Linked DNA regions of Homo sapiens: region 2 is linked to region 1. A link is a loop called in an ENCODE intact Hi-C map of the cell type or tissue named here. Cell type or tissue: CD14-positive monocyte. All regions are shown on one strand. Each heading gives the region's core, and the rest is flanking DNA. Links, peaks and the distances in the headings are about the cores only.

Region 1 (4,243 bases), core at 680-3,179:
TGAAGACACAGAAGGCATCACTGTTTGGTGCCTTGCCAGACACCGAATCTGCTATTGCTTTGATCTTGGACTTCCCAGCCTCCAGAACTGTGAGCAATACATTGATAAATTCCTTAGTCTAGGATATTTTGTTATAGCAGCAGGAGTAGACTAAGACAGAGATACCAAGTTTGTCTGTGGATTTGTGGCTTCCCAGGGCAGGTGAGCCTGGAGGAAGGACTCGTATGTGTGTTGTTTTTCTATGCCAGGAGTCAGAGGTTGGGCTGGGTCCCATGATCAGGGCTGCTGTTTAGGGCCGGGGTCTTCCTGTCTTCTGGCCTTGTGAATGGCCTGGTGCTTTGCCTGGCGAGAGGAGTCAGACTTTCCTCTCTTGCTGCAGTGTGTTGTTGCTGCTCTGCTGTCTAGCAGCTACCGTTGCCATGGAGCAGCAAGAGGTACTGTGCCAGTGGCCCCCCTCCCACTGTCCTTGCAACAGCTCCTCTGTCTGCCTCCTTAGCCCTCAGCCCTGCCATGGGATGGGAACAGAGGAGACTGCAGCAGCAAGTGTGGCTGATTTTAATTGATTTCTGCTTGGTACACATTTACTGATGAGCTGTAGGTCAGCAACTTCCAACAGAGCTGAGATGGGAAGAGAATGGCTGGCTGCCTAGTTGCTTCCTGGGACTTTGAATGGCATCTTGGCATTTTACAAATGTGATCATGGGAGCTGCTGATGGGACCTCCCCTAGAGATACAATGACAGCGGCACCTGTCATCTCTACTATTATCTATAATGTGGCTTGTATTTATCAACTCACTTAAACCTGCAGGCAGTATTATCTCCATTTTACAGATAAGGAAACTAAAGCTCAGAGAGGTTAAGTAACTTGACCAAATTAACACAGTGAAAAAGGGGCAGAGCTGGGATCCAATCCCAGGCAATATGGCTTTATAGTTCATGTTCTTAACCACTATTTTATACTGCCTCTGTATTTCTAAACTAAAAGTTGAAACCTACCATTGGAGATCTTTAAAAATAAAAGTAGGTCATTAGCTCTTTAAGACAGTCTATGTATGTAGCGACATTTATTAAATACTGACTGAATAAAGTACCTAAGAGTATGCCAGGTACTCTTCTAGTTGCTCTCATGTATTAGCTCATTAATCCCCACAACACTCCTGAGAGGTAAGTATTATTATTTTCATCCCCATTTTGCAGAGGAGAAAACTGAGGCATGGAGAGGGTTAGTATCCACGGTCACAGAGCCAGGATGTGACAGGACTGGAACCCAATTGTCTGGCTCTAGATTCTAAATAAAAGTGAAACTACTAGCTTATGAAACAAAATTTGACAAACCTCTCAACTTGGTTATTCTGACGGAAGAAATTCTAGGAATAGAGAACCCTCCTGGAGTTACCGTCTTAGTTACTAGAGCTCAGTTTGTGAGACTCCATAGCTTTTCAGAATATTTTATATTCTGAATAAAAAAATGCACACAACAAAAACAACCAGATACATTTGTTCAAAGGAACGATCCTCAGGATTTGTGGACAGTTCACTTCGAGACCAGTGTCTCTTACAATCTCAGTTTTCTGTCCTGAGCAGTTACCTTCAAAACTTAGGGGAAGAGCTCAGAGGATGTCTGAGTCCATTTTGCATCTTCATCACACAGAGCTCTGTGGCTGAGTGCATCATAGCTCTTAGGTACAGCAGACCTATTGGATTGATCAGCAGCAGAACTGTTATGCCTGGGGTAAGAACATAATGAAGTGGGGGAGATTCCAAGCTAGGAATTTGGGGCCCAGATTCTAGGGGATGCCTCCAGGGTTTTCAGGCTGCACCTTCTCCATTGATCTGCCCAGTTTATGGAGCCACAGGGGAATAAGTCCTGCTATTGAAGGTGATGTTGGTGCAGGTGGTATTGGGGTGGCACCATTGACCATGCTGCACTGGGAGTCCCCAACCCTGGGCTTTCCCTTTTGAGGTTCAGTGTAGGCTCTTGATTCTGCTTCATAATCTTACTTTACAGTTGGAGGAAGAGGACGGGTTGCGAAAGGAACTTCCTTTGCATGCGGTCAGAGTGCTGGGCCATCTGAACAGCCCCCTCCACGGTCTGCAACATTTCTACATTCTGATAGAAACAGTTAGTGGTCTTGACGTGTCTGACAACCTACAAAACCAACATATCCTGGGGTTTGATCTCTCTGGTGGTGTCAGAGGAGTCCAAAGTGAGCATCTGTAAGCTCGGCTGTGATCCAGCCTATTTGGGAGGATCTGTATTAAACCAGTGACTGCCCTCCCCACCCCACCTCTACTCCTAAAGGGTTCTGTTTCACAAGAGCCAGGCTCAGGTACCTGTTTTTCTCCACCCACACCTTGTTTATTCCTCTTTTCCTCACTGTCTTCGTTGTTGTTCTTGTTGTATATGAGAAAATCGACTCATTTTTAACATTTCGCAAGCCTCCCCCTCCCACTAGTAGGTGTGTGAGCAGCTGCAGATTTTACCGTCTGTAAACCTTCCACACTCCAGCAGATCCTCTTTCCACCTTTCAGCACTGTGCAGCCCACCCAAGCCACGTGCCTTCTTGGTGTCCCATCTATGCCTCTCTCTGAAATCAGGAACCAAGCTCACTGGGGATGAGCATGGCAGGACCTCAGGAAGAAGCCTACTCCTTTCCTTCCTGCAAGAAAATGTGCCAGGCATTTAGTATTAGGGATACAGAAGTGGATACACAAGATTCTTGCCTTCAAGCAACTCGGGAATTTAGAAGGAATAGCAACAGTATTAACAATTGCTACCATTTATTCAGTTTCAGTATATGTAAGCCACTGCACTTTTTTTTTTTTTTTGAGACTGAGTCTCGCTCTGTCACCCAGGCTAGAGTGCAGTGGCGTGATCTCTGCTCACTGCAGTCTCTCCCTCCCAAGTGCAAGTGAATCTCCTGCCTCAGCCTCCTGAGTAGCTGGGATTACAGGCGCCTGTCACCACACCCGGCTATTTTTTGTATTTTTAGTAGAGACGGAGTTTCGCCATGTTGACCAGGCTGGTCTCGAACTCCTGACTGCTGGTGATCCACCCACCTTGGCCTCCCAAAGTGCTGGAATTACAGGCGTGAGCCACCTCACCCAGCGCACTGTGCTTTTCCTGAATGATATCATCTAATAATTCTCAAAACCAGCCTGGAACGTAGGAATTCTTGTTTTCATCTTGGAGATGAGAAAATGGCAGAGAGGATAAGTTAATCAGCTGAGGTCACATAGCTAGCAGGTGGTGGACTCAGTAGTTTGTCTTTGGAGGACAGACAATTTTTTTTTTTTTTTTGAGATGGAGTTTTGCTCTTATTGCCCAGGCTGGAGTGCAATGGCCCGATCTCAGCTTACTGCAACCTCTGCCTCCTGGGTTCAAGCGATTCTCCCACTTCAGCCTCCCAAGTAGCCGGGATTACTGGCATGTGCCACCATGCCTGGCTAATTTTGTATTTTTAGTAGAGATGGGGTTTCCCCCTGTTGGTCAGGCTGGTCTTGATCTCCTGACCTCAGGTGATCCGCCCGCTTCGGCCTCCCAAAGTGCTGGGATTACAGGTCTGAGTCCTGCACCCGGCGACAGACAATATTATTAAGAACAATGTTGACTGAACGCCTCCAGCGTCCCACTTGTCAGTGCTTGTAGACACAGGCTTTCAGTCTCCTGAAGTGCTGTGGACACTTTGATCAGAGAGGGTCATGGCTTGTGAGGATCACCACACAAGAGGAAGTGGCAGCTCAGGTCTGATGATGAAGTTTGTCTGACTCCAGACCTTTCTGGCTCCTAACCCCTGGACCGTATCACCTCTCATCAAAACAGTGCAAGATGTATTATCAAATCCAGCCACTGGTTAGACTAGAAAAAGGAGCTATTAGGAGTGGTGACAGAGGGCATCCCTGTCTTGTGCCGGTTTTCAAAGGGACTGCTTCCAGTTTTTGATCATTCAGTATGATATTGGCTGTGGGTTTGTCATAGATAGCTCTTATTATTTTGAGATACGTCCCATCAATACCTAGTTTATTGAGAGTTTTTAGCATGAAGGGTTGTTGAATTTTGTCAAAGGCCTTTTCTGCATCTATTCAGATAATCATGTGGTTTTTGTCGTTGGTTCTGTTTATATGCTGGATTATGTTTATTGATTTGCATATGTTGAACCAGCCTTGCATCCCAGGGATGAAGCCCACTTGATCATGGTGGATAAGCTTTTTGATGTGCTGCTGGATTCGGTTTGCCAGTAT
Region 2 (3,294 bases), core at 795-3,294, 120 kb before region 1:
TACATGTGACCTTACTTGGGAAAAGCATCTTTGCAGATGTAATTAATGTAAAGAGATGGTTCTGGATTATCTTAGTGGGCCCTAAATCAAATAACAAATAATAAGCCTTTATAAGATACAGAAAAGGAGACAGCACAGACACATAGAAGGCCATGTGAAGACCGAGGCAGAGACTGGAGTGATATGGGGACAAGCCAGGGAACACTGGTTGCCGCCAGAAGCTGGAAGAGGCAAAGAAAGACTCTCCCCTAGAAAGTTCAGAGGGAGTACACAGCCCTGCCAACATCTCAATTTCAGACTTCTGGCCACCAGAGCCATGAGAGATTACATTTCGATTGTTGGCGTTTTATAGCAGCAGCCTGAACAGATTGATTCAGTGACTTTGGGTAAATCACTTTGTCCAGGCTTGCCAACATGGTGAAACCCGGTCTCTACAAAAGATACAAAAATTAGCCAGGTGGGGTGGCACACACCTGTAATCCCAGCTACTCAGCCGGCTGAGGCAGGAGAATCACTTAAACCCTGGAGGCAGAGGTTGCAGTGAGCCGAGATCGGGCCATTGCACTCCAGCCTCGGCGACAGATCAAATGCCATAGACTGGGTGGCTCCAACAACAGACATTTATTCTCATCATGCTCTGGAAACTAGAAGTCCAAGGTCAAGGTGCCAGCAGGGTTGGTTTCTGGTGAGGTCTGTAGACGGCTGCCTTCTTACTGTATCCTCGCATGGCCGTTCCTCTGGGCAGGCACAAAGAGTGAGCTATCTAGTGTCCCTTTCTCTTCTTGCAAGGATGCCAATCCAATTGGATTAGGGCCCCAGCCTCATGACCTCACCTAACCTCAATTACCTCCTTAAAGGCCTTCTCTCCAAATACAGACACATTGCAGGTTAGGGCTTCAGCATATGATTTTCAGTCCGTAACACTCCCACAGCTAGTTAGAGGCACGTTGAGATTTGAGCCTAGGCCTCCTGACTGCGAACCCACCTCTGAGTTCAACCCCCATAAGATTTGGGCAGGCTGGGTCACAAATGCATTTAGAAAAACAAAGGTATTTAGAAAATAGAATGACACTTACGATGACTGGTCTTTGGGATCCATTTTAGCTTACTGCCTAGTAGCAAGGGGCCACAAAAGGGAAAATATCAATCTCCTTAGACATTGGTGGCCCAGCTATAGGTTCTGCCTCTCTGCCCATACCTTGTGATCTGTATCTTCAGGGCTCTTAGCTGCAAGCAACGGAGAGCATGATTTAGGCAAAAAAGGAATTTATTGAAAGTGTTGTGGGTAACACAGAGAAACGCTAAAAAGGCTGGGAAATGGCTTGAAAATCAGCAGGAAGGAAGGGAGGTCAGCAATAGCCAAGATCACAGCACACGGTTGGTCCACTGAGGCCACCACGGCCACAGCCATTGGATTTGCTGTGGCCATCCCAAAAGTGGGTTCTCTACCAGCTCTGCTTCTTTGCACCACCAGCTCCTGTCCCAGCCCATGCTGTAGGTGCCTCTGAGTGCTCTGACTTAGGTTTGTGTAGTCTTCACAACATCCTGAAAATATGTATCATGATTCCCATTTTACAGATGAGGAACCTGAGGCTTAAATATGCCAGGTGACTGGCCACAGGCAAATTCAGGCCTGTCTGACTCCAAAGCCCACTCTCCCCGTAATCACAGTGTGGTAACTCCATCCCATGGCTGGGATAAAAGAATTCCAAAGTATACTTCAAAGAGGTTGTTCCAGTTGCTTCTACCAGCAACACCTGGGTGGCTCCTTTGCATTCCACCCTTTCCAGCCTCAAGGGAATTGTATTGTCTAACACACATCTTTGCTAATTTGATAAACTAAAATGGTGTCTTATTGTTTTGGTTTGCCTCTTTTTAATTATTGAGGTTGGATGCTGTATTAGTCTGTTTTCATACTGCTGATAAAGACATACCCAAGACTGGGAAGAAAAAGAGGCTTTATTGGACTTACAATTGCACATGGCTGGGGAGGCCTCAGAATCATGACAGGAGGTGCAAGGCACTCCTTACATGGCAGCAGCAAGAGAAAAATGAGGAAGAAGCAAAAGCGGAAACCCCTGATGAGATGTCATCAGATCTCGTGGGACTTATTCACTACCGCAAAAATAATATGGGGGAAACCGCCTCCATGATTCAAATTATCTCCCACAACATGTGGGAATTATGGGAGTACAATTCAGGATGAGATTTGGGTGGGGACACAGAACCAAGCCAGATTAGATGCTTCCTTATATTTTACTATCTGGTATATTTCGTGTGTGTGTGTGTGTGTGTGTGTGTGTGTGTGTGTGTGTGAAAAATCTTGTCAATTGTTTTTGTTCATGTGTCTATTGGGATCTTTGTGGGGTTAACTAGTTGTCTGTATGAGATCTTTATATATCACAAAGAAGTTTTTCTTCCTTTTATTTTAGATTCATGGAGTACCTGTGCAGGTTTGTTACATGAGTATATTACGTGATGCTGAGGTTTGGGCCTCTAATGATCCTGTCGCCCAAGTAGTGAATATAGTAGCCAATAGGTAGTTTTTCGACCCTTCTGTCCCCCATCCCCTTCCCCACCTTGTGGAACCCCCAGTGTCTACTGTTCCCATCTTTGTGTCCTTGTGTACCCAATGTTTAGCTCCCACTTCTAATGGGAGATGTGTGAGCATATCACAAAGACGTTTAACCTTTTATCTTTCATTTTTCTTTTTCTTTTTCTTTTTTTTTTTTGAGATGGAGTCTCACTTCGTTGTCCAGCCTGGAGTGCAGCGGTGCGATCTCGGCTCACCGCAACCTCCGCCTCCCAGGTTCAAGCGATTCTCCTGCCTCAGCCTCCCAAGTAGCTGGAATTACAGGTGCCCACCACCATGCCCAGCTAATTTTGTAGTTTTCACCATGTTGGTCATGCTGGTCTCGAATTCTTGACCTCAGGTGATCCACCCGCCTTGGCCTCCTGAAGTGCTGGGATTGCAGGCGTGAGCCACAGTGCCTGGCCTATCTTTCATTTTTCAATGAATATTTTCACCACATTTTTTATGTGCTGTTTAACTTTGCTCCTTTTCCTTTGACATACGAAAGTTTTACATTTATGAACAAATATTTAACAAATATTTCTCAGGCTGCCCGCATAATGCAAGGGATTGTTTTAGGCCAAAAACTCTCTGAATACTTAGATAATTCCTGTTCTTGGATTCCCTGCTACCTCCCAGTCCTTTGGGTGAGCAGGTTTATAGAGAGCCCTTTCATCTTTAGAGAGAGGTCCAGAAACAACTCTGAGAGACATGCTTTTTCA

The links. Hi-C counts contacts between places; a loop is a spot of excess contacts. Peaks named below come from ENCODE experiments on the same cell type or tissue, not always from the same donor. Only the 100,000 strongest peaks of a DNase experiment are listed, where the experiment ranks them.
Region 2: a loop joins it to region 1, with 1.9 times the contacts of the local background. A loop is called at or near these places in 14 of 110 quality-filtered maps.

What each region holds. Positions count from the first base shown.
Region 1 is chr12:104,567,879-104,572,121 of GRCh38, forward strand. All of the region lies in intron 1 of CHST11 (carbohydrate sulfotransferase 11), which reads left to right. Among named protein-coding and RNA genes, the nearest start is that of MIR3922, 22 kb to the right of the region's middle. RefSeq lists an enhancer at 2,092-2,181. In CD14-positive monocyte, for the core only: no CTCF peak of the experiment used is centred there; DNase peaks (open chromatin) are centred at 2,023 and 2,473; H3K4me3 peaks cover 1,746 bases; H3K27ac peaks cover 2,442 bases.
Region 2 is chr12:104,445,152-104,448,445 of GRCh38, forward strand. No RefSeq gene overlaps it. Among named protein-coding and RNA genes, the nearest start is that of CHST11, 10 kb to the right of the region's middle. In CD14-positive monocyte, for the core only: no CTCF peak of the experiment used is centred there; a DNase peak (open chromatin) is centred at 2,050.